Regions from separate parts of the Homo sapiens genome. Here region 1 is linked to region 2. A link is a contact called in ENCODE POLR2A ChIA-PET data. All regions are on one chromosome and are shown on one strand. The core of a region is the stretch at or near the end of the contact, and the rest is flanking DNA. Distances in the headings are between cores, read along the strand shown.

The links. ChIA-PET counts read pairs that join two places held with the same protein, here RNA polymerase II (POLR2A).
Region 1: POLR2A ChIA-PET joins it to region 2 with 12 read pairs in Panc1. The contact joins two enhancer-like sites. POLR2A ChIA-PET finds 5 or more read pairs at or near these places in 2 of 52 experiments (Panc1 and activated T-cell).

The regions. Positions count from the first base shown.
Region 1 is chr17:9,272,070-9,278,237 of GRCh38, reverse strand. All of the region lies in intron 7 of STX8 (syntaxin 8), which reads left to right. Among named protein-coding and RNA genes, the nearest start is that of NTN1, 250 kb to the right of the region's middle. RefSeq lists an enhancer at 4,737-5,238. Within about 2 kb of position 4,482, at least 4 of the 41 ENCODE cell types and tissues checked have a DNase peak (open chromatin) inside an H3K27ac peak, as active enhancers do.
Region 2 is chr17:9,385,005-9,390,668 of GRCh38, reverse strand. The region is part of intron 6 of STX8 (syntaxin 8); the gene reads left to right. Among named protein-coding and RNA genes, the nearest start is that of STX8, 190 kb to the left of the region's middle. Within about 2 kb of position 1,453, at least 2 of the 41 ENCODE cell types and tissues checked have a DNase peak (open chromatin) inside an H3K27ac peak, as active enhancers do.

The DNA of each region.
Region 1 (6,168 bases), core at 3,233-5,732, 120 kb after region 2:
GACCTCAGGTGATCCACCTGCCTCGGCCTCCCAAAGTGCTGGGATTACAGGCGTAAGCCACTGCATCCGGCCCTAAAGTATGTTTCAATCCCTCTGTCTCCACTGCCACCACCCCATTTCATGTCACCCTCTTACCCAGATGCTGGGATAGTTCTCTCAAAGAGGTCTTGTTGGCTTTACTTGGACCTGGACACCATACCCTCCGGTCCAGTCTCCACACTGTGACATAAATGACTGTCTAACCTAAAGGAGATATTGCCGCTCCCTGCTTAAACCCTTCACTTGCTTCCCTTGTACTTAGGATAAAATCCAACTCCTTACCATGGCTTCTAGGGCCCTGCAGGACTTAGCCCTGACACTCTCACCAAATTTACCTTGATTTCTCTCCTCACTGGCCAGTTCTAACCACAGTGGGTTTCTTTCCATTCCATGAATCCCTAGCTGCTCTGTGCTTCCCACTCTGCCTGGCTTTGGCTGGCATGGTCTTCACCCAGCTTTATTTACTTTTAGATCTCAACAGATCACCTCATCAGAAAGCCATATCTGACCACCCCATTAAAGTAACTGTTGTCATAACATCTTGTTTATTTCCTTCTTAATGCTTCTCTATGATTTGTAATCATTTTATTGTGTGGTTGTTTGAATGTCTGACTCCCCCATTAGCCTGTCAATTCCTCAGGCACAGGTATCATGTCTATCTTGACCCTTGTTGTATTCCCAGAACCTAACATGGTACCTGGTACAGAGTTGGGTAGAAGCAGATGGAGGCTGACTGGCTTCTGTGTATTCAGCCTAGATGCCTTCATGAGCCATTGAGACCCTGCCTTCACTCATTGAGACCCTGCCCTCACTCATTGAGACCCTGCCCTCACTAACCTTCACCCACTATCATTTCCAGCTATCCCTTCTCTTATACCTCCATCCACACCCCGTGCTCCAGAGAACTTCAGGTCCTCTCATTTGAGAAATAGCGGTAGGGACATTCTCCAGAGTGACAAGGAAGTTAACCAGAAAAGGATGTGTTCCTTACTCATTTTTAAGTCATGAAGATGTTCATCCGCATTAAACCTACTGACGCTGTAAACTCTAGATTTGAAATAGCCATGGATGTTAAAAGGTGATTCTGGCTAGGCACAGTGGTATGCACCTGTAGTCCCAGCTACTCCAGAGGCTGAGGCAGGAGGATCGTTTGAGCCCAAGAGTTCAAGGTTGTCGTGTGTTAATGATCACACTTGTGAATAGCCACTGCACTCCAGCCTGGGCAACATAGCAAGATCTCGTCTCTTTAAAAAAAGAAAAGGTGGCTGAGTGCAGTGGCTCACACCTGTAATCCCAGCACTTTGGGAGGCCGAGGCGGGCGGATCACGAGATCAGGAGTTCGAGACCAGCCTGCCCAACATAGTGAAACCCCGTCTCTACTAAAAACACAAAAAAATTAGCCGAGCGTGGTGGTGGGCACCTGTAATCCCAGCTACTCAGGAGGCTGAGGCAGGAGAATGGCTTGAATCCAGGAGGTAGAGGTTGCAGTGAGCTGAGATCGTGCCACTGCACTCCAGCCTGGGTAACAGAGCGAGACTCCATCTCAAAAACAACAACCAAAAAAAAAAAACAAACAAATAAACAAACAAAAACAAGAAAAGCTGACAAAAAACTAATTTTGTTGATGTCTTAGATATCTCAACAGTGGCCTAAAAGTTCTAATTTCGGAAGTGATGGAGATCCTTTCAGTCATCTTGCTGATGACCCAAAATTTTACAATTAGAAATGTATTCCTTGAGTCAAAATCTGTCCCTCGTTTAAAGCACATACATCTGTAGCCTGGGATATATATTAATTAAACTTTTGTTCTTTGGGACATCTTTTGGTTGGGGAAAAAATGAAACAGAATCACTCACATTTCCACAAAAAAAGATGGGGTTACTTTAAAGAAACATGTTCCCTTCGTTAGGAACCAAGGCAGACTTGGTAAGCCTGCATCACTCCTTATTTCCTAGTCCAACTTCAGAGAAAATAATCCTTATCCAGCTCAGTTGCATGTACTGGACCAAAATCACTCAGGGGCTGCTGGCCAGCCTGTGGATCGGCTGAACTTGCCCTGCATGCCCAGGGCCCTATGGCTTGATGGGTGGGATCAGGGGGTAGATAGAAACCGCAGCCACCTTGACTCACACCTCAGCCAGAGCTCTGATCTAAAAAGATCCCATTTGAAGGGGCTGTAGGCACACCATGAAGCATGACTGGAAAAGCCTTAATAATAAGATAAGTGAGTGTTTATTGAGCATTTACTGTGTCATTGACATTATTGCAGCACATTATATATACGCTACTGTTATCCCCCGCCCTTTTTTTTTTTCTTTTTTTTCTTTTTTTGAGGCAGAGTCTCACTCTGTTGACCAGGCTGGAGTGCAGTGGCACGATCTTGGCTCACTACATCCTCTGCTTCCCGGGTTCAAATGATTCTCCTGCCTCAGCCTCCCGAGTAGCTGGGATTACAGGCATGAGCCACCATGCCCGGCTAATTTTTGTATTTTTACTAGAGACGGGGTTTCTCCATGTTGGTCAGGCTGATCTCAAACTCTTGACCTCATGATCCACCCACCTTGGCCTCTCAAAGTGCTGGGATCACAGGCATGAGCCACTGCGCCCAACCTGTTATCCCCATCTTATAGGTGAGGTCCAGATGGGTTAAATGGCTGGCTCATGATCACACAGATGGGAAGTTCAGTAGCTAGACAGTCTGCTCTCCAGCAGACTTACACCTCTAAGTAAAGAGAAGTTGCTGGTGTATGTAAATAGGTAAGGGTGGGAATAGTGGAACTCCATTGACCAGGGAGAAGGCACTAAAGGAGAGACAGAGAGCAGCGATGTCTCCCTGCGTCAGTGAAGCCAGCCCTTTACTTAGAGGCGATGGGGGAAAATAGGAAGGCAGAAGAGCTCCACCTAGGAGGTAATAGACAAAGGAAAGAAGTTCCCATGGACGCTTGGAGTGAAAGTGGAAATATACCAAGGAAGGGACCCCAGAGGTCTGGGTGAACCACTCAGCCCTGGGAGGCCGGAGCTCAAGAGGATGGTTGCGTCATCAGAAGCAAAAGAAGTGGAAGTTGTAAAGAGACCCTTAACTTGAACAGTCAAGTAATGATGATTTTGTTGGTTTCTGTGACTTAGAGACATCATAAAGAAATTGTTGGGCCAGGCGCGGTGGCTCATGCCTGTAATCCCTGCACTTTGGGAGGCCAAGGCGGGCGGATTACTTGAGGTCAGGAGTCTGAGACCAGCTTGGCCAACATGGTGAAACCCCATCTCTACTAAAAATACAAAAATTAGCCAGGCATGGTGGTGCATGCCTGTAGTCCCAGCTACTTGGGAGGCTGAAGCAGGAGAATTGCTTGAACCTGGGAGGTGGAGGTTGCAGTGAGCTGAGATCACGCCACTGCACTCCAGCCTGGTGACAGAGCGAGACTCCGTCTCAAAAAAAAAAAAAAAAAAGAAAAAAGAAATTGTTGTATTTTTGAAGACTTTGTTTATTATTATTATTATTATTATTATTATTATTATTATTTTTGAGACAGAGTCTCACACTGTTGCCCAGGCTGGAGTGCAGTGGTGCAATCTCGGCTCACTGCAAGCTCTGCCTCCGGGGTTCACACCATTCTCCTGCCTTAGCCTCCCAAGTAGCTGGGACTACAGGTGCCCACCAACACGCCCGGTTAATTTTTTGTATTTTTAGTAGAGACAGGGTCTCACCGTGTTAGCCAGGATGGTCTCGATCTCCTGACCTTGTGATCCGCCCGCCTCAGCCTCCCAAAGTGCTGGGATTACAGCCTCCCAAAGTGCTGGGAGCCACCGCGCCCGGCCTGAAGACTTTGTTTAAACAAATGTCTATATCACTCGTGAATTTGGGTTTTTTGAAGACTTTTTTTTACTGCAGGAAGTTATGAACAAAGCCAAGCTGATGATCAAATCCTTTCCAGAACAGTGGTTGAGATCTAACCTCCACCCAAGCCAGCAAGCAGGTAACAGATCTGGGCAGGAAGGCATTATCTGTACCTTAAGAAGACCAAGTGAGGTTAACATGCAGAGGGGAGGGATGGCAAAGCCAGAGTAGGTGGCACATTTGACACTTTTCATAAGAAAATGACTTTCTTGTCTGACTTTTTGGTAGAAAATTCTCATGAGTAAGTACCGGTTATGGTCATTTCCCCAGAGCTAACATGAGACTGTAATGACTAAAATGTGGATTGTGATTCAGTTATTCTAATCTTATATTCAGTACCATTCAACAAGACTGGAAAAGAAGCACCCCTTTATATCCAGGAAACTGTCAGAAGGGACCACTGAGAGCAGACGGCAGAGCATGTTAGACTAGACAGCAACAGAGCCGCTGCATTGAGGCCTGCCACGCAAACACACGCCCACTCCCAAACAGCTTGGATTTCCAACGTGAGACGGGAATGCGTGGGAAATCGCCAAGGCAGAAAGGCCTCAAGCCAATTCTGCAATTAGCCAATAGCCTGTACTGGCCTCCACATTCGTTTAGATAAATTTTGAAATCATCAGCAAACTGTGGAGCTAGATTCTTTCTTTGCGAAGACAAAGTCAGACAGTGTTAACCTGCGTAGCGCCATGAGGAAAGGATGTGGGACGAGCTCTACTTCCCACCCCCGGCAGGAGCTGAATCATTCTGCAGGGACACCCCTGGCTGTGTGTGGCCTGGCGTGGTCCTCGCTGGCAGTGGGGAGAGGGGTCCCTGCTGGGGGTGGAGACTGGGTCCAGGACCTAGCAGCCCTACCTCGAGGCCCTGCTTCCAGGCTCACCCCCATCTTAGTTAAACCTGCAGAGGGGATGTTAATTAGCAAAGACTGGCGCTCAGGGAGTTGGGGGAGCTCTTAGCCCTCTCCCTTCCAAGAAAGATGACCTTTTGGACCCAAAAAGGAGAATTGGGCTCCAGTTGCTCTCGTTCGAGGCACTCGGAGTGCTTCCCACGTATCTCATTTATCCTCATGACACCCCAGAGAGGTAAGTTTGTTTGAGGTTTATACAAAGTTATGATTATGCCTATAGATTCCAGTTCCTGCCTCTATGTCATTCTAAACCTCGGGTCTCATCCCCATCTCACTTTTCCTAACATAACTAAACCCTTCGGGGAATGAAACGTCTCAGGCTTTCGCCTCGCCAAAGGGCGGTTTTCCCCCTTCCTTCTTTGTTGTTGTTAAGTTTGATTTATTGCTTCGCATTCTAGCCAGGCTCGATGGATGTTCGGAATATTATAAATAATGTGGATTGAAAAGATTGTGCTGAAATGTTTATTGCGTTCTTAGAAAGAGAACAAGGAATGGCGCGGAGAGTGTGGCAGTGGGGAAAGAGGGGCGTGAGGAAGGTGGGAAGACCCATCCTGCTCCTAGGATATTTTAGTGTGTCAATAAAAGACAGTGCTCAGAAGGGAAAGAACTTATATTGCAATCATGCTATCAAGAATGCAGAAGTGTTCCAGCGGGCGTAAAGAATATACTTCAAGAATGTAAGGACCATAAGGAACTAATCATTAGACATTCTCTGTCTCATTTCCTCACCCACGGTGTTCGAAGAAAGCCAGCAATGGAGAGGTTGTCTGTGCTTTAAAACTAGCTCGCTGGCGCGCTAGCTTCGGGGTACGCTCTGGGATGGCAGACAGCTGTGGCTAGCTGTGTGTGAGTGAGAAGGCACCCCCTTGTGACTTATTTTGCACCTTACAATCTGGAATCTTTGTTCTTCAGGTGCTCTAGAAATATAAATGTTATCCAAGGTTGGGACCCCTGATGCGGTGGAAATAAATGCCACACTGGCTCATGGGCATCCAGAGATCACATTTCAAGCTGAAATCCTACCAGCCACTCCCTGCCGGGTAGTTATCTGGTCCTTGTTCCTTCTCAGGGCATTTCCTCGGGCTTCTGTGAGGAAGAAGGCAGCGTCCTTAGTGGCCAAGGCCATCTGTGTCAGCCTGATGTGACACAGCAAAGCCCGGCAATCTGGCAGAGATCATTCTTTGAATCCCTCTCTATTCTAAGCAAGAGCGGTCATTTGGCCACCCCAGCTGCTGCTGTTGGTCCCACACACCCCCTCAGAACAGAACCGTCTTTGTCAAGAGGAAATGAGGCTGAGGGATATTGGCGTGGGTGTGGATTAGGACAG
Region 2 (5,664 bases), core at 204-2,703:
TTTTTAGTAGAGACAGGGTTTCACTACGTTGGCCAGGCTGGTCTCAAACTCCTGACCTCGTGATCCACCTGCCACAGCCTCCCAAAGTGCTGGGATTACAGGCATGAGCCACCGCACCGACCCTGTGTTACACTTTTTTTTTTTTTGAGACGGAGTTTCGCTCTTGCTGTCCAGGCCGTAGTGCAATGGCGCGATCTCAGCTCACTGCAACCTCTGCCTCCCAGGTTCAAGTGATTCTTCTGTCTCAGCCTCCTGAGTAGCTGGGATTACAGACAACCACCACCACGCCCAGGTAATTTTTGTATATTTAGTAGAGACGGGGTTTCATCAGATTGGTCAGGCTGGTCTTCAACTCCTGATCTCAGGTGATCCGCCCACCTCAGCCTCCCAAAGTGCTGGGATTACAGGCCTGAGCCACTGCGTCCAGACTCCTGTTACACATTTTTAAGCCTAGATGAGAGACCATGGTTTATGGTCAAGAGGAAGTCGGAAAGGAGCCTGTGTTTTTTGCCTAACCTGGCCCATCTGGCTGTGTATAAGGTGTGAGCGAGTGTGGCCAAGGGGAATTTCTGCCAGGCAAAGGAGCTTTCCCTGTGTCCCCAAAGCCTGGGTGGTTCCCAGAGGCTCCACTTTGATCTGCGGGAGTTCCTTGCAGCTCCCTGCCATAGGATGCCATAGGCAAAGCATTACCTTTCCTTTAAGAAGTCACAGATTGGTTTTTCCTTGTGTCCCTGTTCTCTGGAATGTATCTTTTCCTAGTGTACGGTATTATCAGAGGTCACCACCACCCCCCATTTTTGGTTTCCATTGATAAATTTGAGTATGATATCAATTATAGGGAACGGAGGGAATTAAACTAATACCCTCAAGAAAAACTCTATCTTCACTATAGATTTTTTTTAACATTTGTCTTCAAATATTATTAAGAACATAAGCAAAAAGCATAATAACATAATGACTTTACTACTGCCATTATGAGTCCGTTATGAGTATAAAAAGGCACCAAATGTATCTGAAAATATATAGCAAACTCTCTCCCTATATATAGAATGTATTGAGGCTGTAATTGAGAGTAGAAAAATGATGAAGTATTATTGGAGTCGGGTATTTTGACATCATATAATATTTCTTAATCCTTGTGATGCTGTCATTTTGTGGTATACTTTACGTTGTTCCATTTTGTCCATTCTGTGCTGGAATGTCACTCGATATCTCAGATTAACATGTGATTGAAATATAAGCTCCTTCGTGAAACCAAATGCAAGTACTGACCAGGAAGCAGGGTATCAGTTTCTCTTTGGAGGCTCTACAGTCAGGAATCTGAACTAGTCAGCTGGTTGTTTCACAACCTATACTCTGAAACCTGTATTTAATTTGCTCTTAATAGACTGTGGTTAGGGAAATTCCCACCTTGGTAGTGCCTGGTCTGCAGAGTGGGAATTCCCCAAGGCTCTCTGGCCTAGGAAATCTTCTGAGGTCATAACTGACAAGTGGAATGAATCCCATCAAACCAACAGTGGCAGTATAAGTCTATTAAAAAGTAATTTGGCAATCTGTTTCAAAGTTTATGAGGCAGTCATAATCACACTTTGTTAAGGAAATGATTAAAAAGAACCAATGATAATGGAGGAAAGAATTTATAGACTCATTATTTAGAAATATAGAAACATTCTAAGTATCCAACAATGGGCTATTATTTAAGGAATGGTTATTTTATGGAATGAATATTTTGTAACCATGAGAAATTATAACTGAAGACTTTGTAGCTACATGAAAAAATACAAATGATATCATTAGATGGGGGAGGCTTATATATTGCAATTAAATGAAAATGTATGGTTTTTTTTTTTTTTTTTCTTTTTTTTGAGACAGAGTTTTGCTCTTGTTGCCCAGGCTGGAGTGCAATGGCACTGTGTTGGCTCACTGTAACCCCCGCCTCCTGGGTTCAAGCAATTCTCCTGCCTCAGCCTCCTAAGTAGGTGGGATTACAGGCATGCACCACCACACCCGGCTGATTTTGTATTTTTAGTACAGATGGCATTTCTCCATGTTGGTCAGGCTGGTTTTGAACTCCCGACCTCAGGTGATCCGCCCACCTCGGCCTCCCAAAGTGCTGGGATTACAGGCGTGAGCCACCACGCCCGAAAAAATGTATATGTTTATGTCAAATTGTAGTGAACACATGGGGGAATTACACTGTTGTTATACTGGGGTATTTGGATAATGTTTACTTTTTCCCCTCGCATTTATAAACTGCTATTGAATAATTTTTATAACTTAAAAAGTAGAGTTGTTTAGGCCGGGCATGGTGGCTCACGCCTGTAATCCCAGCACTTTGGGAGACAGAGGTGAGTGGATCACCTGAGGTCAGGAGTTCGAGACCAGCCTGGCCAACATTATGAAACCCTGTCTCTACTAAAAATATAAAAAATTAGCTGGTGTGGTGGCAGGCATCTGTAATCCCAGCTACTCAGGAGGCTGAGGCATGAGAATCACTTGAACCTGGGAGGCGGAGGTTGCAGTGAGCCGAGATCACACCACTGCACTCCAGCCTGGGCAACAAGAGCGAAGTAATGTCTCAAAAAAAAAAAAAAAAAATAGAGTTGTTTAGAAACAACAACTAATAAAGAGGAGAGGTTTACCAACCAAAATGAAAAACTTCGTTTTCGGTCTAGATTAAAACATTAATCCCTACAAGTGTTGACTACTGGTTTTCATTGATCTAATCTGCTACAGATTTATTGATTTACCTCTAAGTCATATTATGAATATTTATAAACTTACAAAGAAATCTATCTAGAAACCCAGTTAACATATAACATCCGACATACTGTATTTCTTGTCAGACAAGGAATATTTTGCACTTGATTTTCTTATAGTAACAGAGGCTATTAGCCCTGAATTTTGTATTATGTATTGTGGCGTTGATGCATCACGCAATACTGATTGTATTCGGTTGCGTGAGAACAGTGTACCAAGCTCAGAGTCAACTACAAGGCCAAGTACAAAGCATGATTGTTACTGTGGACTGTCTTGATAGAGAATGAGGCACAGATCATAAAAATGCCCACTTTTTGGCCAGGCGTGGTGGCTCACGCCTGTAATCCCAGCACTTTGGAAGGCCAAGGCGGGCGGATCATGAGGTCAGGAGATCGAGACCATCTTGGCTAACACGGTGAAACCCGTGTCTACTAAAAATACAAAAAATTAGCCGGGTGTGGTGGCGGGCGCCTGTAGTCCCATTACTCGGGAGGCTGAGGCAGGAGAATGGCGTGAACCCGGGAGGCGGAGCTTGCAGTGAGCCGAGATCGTGCCACTGCACTCCAGCCTGAGTGACAGAGCGCAAGACTCCCTCTCAAAAAGAAAAAAAAGCCCACTTTTACATATGCTACTATATATAAACTCAGCTGTGTTCAATGCTGATGAGACAAAGACTGAAGCTATGTGTCCAAGTCCTCCCATCACGTTTTTAGGAAGAATACTATGCCCAGAGCATCAGGATGTCACAAGATCTCGAAATCACTTCCTTTGAGCGTTTGCTAAAGTTTGGATCTAAGTATCTTTAACCTAGAGGAGAAGACCAAGGAGATATATGAGGAAAATTATGAAGGAAAGAACACTGATATTGTGTTGGTCTAGAAATACTTAAGGGGTGCCTGTAATTTCAGCTACTTGGGAGGCTGAGGCAGGAGACTTGTTTGAACCCGGGAGGTGGAGGTTGCAGTGAGCTGAGATCGCGCCACTGCACTCCAGCCTGGGCAACAAGAGTGAAACTCTGTCTCAAAAAAAGAAGAGGAAAAAAGAAAGAAAAAGAAATACCTAAGGTAGAAGTTGAGAGCAGGCAGAATTTTAGCTCAGAATAAAGGACTTTATAATTATCAAAGTCACCCTCTAACTCAGCCATGGAACTGATTTTCTCATGAGTTTCCATGTTACCAGTCTCTGGGAGTGTTTGGTGAAAGATTAACCATCCCACTGCCAGGGATGTTATAAAAGGGGAAGGAACTACAAGGTGATTGCATGACTCTTGCAGGTCTGAAATTTTGTTATTCTAAGGCATTTGTTTTGTCTTGCCTGCCTGCCTGCCTGCCCGCCTGCCAGCTCCCTCCCTCCCTGCTTCCCTCCCTCCTGACTTCCCTTCCTCCCTTCTGTGTGTTTTGACAGCTGTACCCATTTGCGTGAATTTGTATGACCTTTCGAACATTTCCATCCTCCCAGAAAGTTTCCTCATGTCCCTTTCTAGTCAAGCACCCCAGAGGCAACCACTTTCTGATGTCTATTTTGTAGGCTAGGTTTATCCTTGTATTTCTTATAAATGGAATCACAAAGCATATAATGATTGTTTTCTTATTTTTAGCCAACAAAACTTTTTGAGATTTAGACAGTTGTGGCATGCATGAGTAGCTCATGCTTTCTATTGCCGAATAGTATTCCATTAACAGATATACCCCAATTTGCTTTTCTGTTCTCCTAATGATGGATATTTGGGTTGTTTCTAGTTTGGGGCCCTCATGAATAAGGTTGCTATGTATATTTTTGTACAGGCTTTTTTTTTTTTTTTTTTGAGAAATAGGCTTTTATTTCCGTTTGGTAAATACCTAGGAGTGAGCCAGGCATGATGGCTCATGCCTGTAATCCCAGCCGAGGCAGGTGGATCACCTGAGGTTAGGAGTTCAAGACCAGCCTGGCCAACATGGTGAAACCCCGTCTCTACTAAAAATTCAAAAATTAGACAGGCGCAGTGGCGCGTGCCTGTAAATCCCAGCTACTCAGGAGGGCGAGGCTGGAGAATTGCTTGAACTCGGAAGCGGAGGTTGCAGTGAGCGGAGATCGTGCCACTGCACTCCAGCTCCAGGGTGGTAATAGAGCAAGATGCCACCTCAAAAAACAAAAAACAAAAAACCTAGGAGTAAAGTTTCTGGGTAAGATGGTAGATATATGGTTAACTTGATGAGAATTGACAAATACTTGTACAGCGCCCTTTGTGCCATATTTTCCCCCAACAATTAGTATTGTAAGTCTTTAGTTTGCACACTGTAGTGAGTGTGAAGCAGTATCTTATTTTGGTTGAAATTTGCATTTCCCTAATGACTTAACAATATTTGAGCTGTTTTTCATGTGTTTATTGGCCATTTGTATATCTTCTTCTGTAAAACATCTGTTCAGATCTTTTGCCTATTTTAAAGTTAGCTTTTCTTTATTGTTAATATGTAGGAGATCTTTATATACTCTAGATACAAATACTATGTCAGATATATGTTCTACAAATATTTTCTACCATTCTGTGGCTTATTTATTAATTTTTGTAATAGTATCTTTGGATGAACAGAAAATTTCTCTTGATAGAGAATGAGGCGTGGATCATAAAAATGTCCACTTTTACATATGCTACTATATATAAACAGAACTGTGTTCAATGCTGATGAGACAAAGACTGAAGCCATGTGTCCAAGTCCTCCCATTACATTTTAGGAAGAATACTATGCCCAGAGCATCAGGATGTCACAAAATCTAGAAATCACTTCCTTTGAGGATTTGCTAAATCAGATTGACCAATCTCTTTTCTTTTGTGGATAGTCTTTTTATGTCCTGTCCAAGAAATTTTTGCCTACCTACTCCAGGCTATAAAAATTTTCTCTCTTTTTTTTTTTTCTTTTAGAAGCT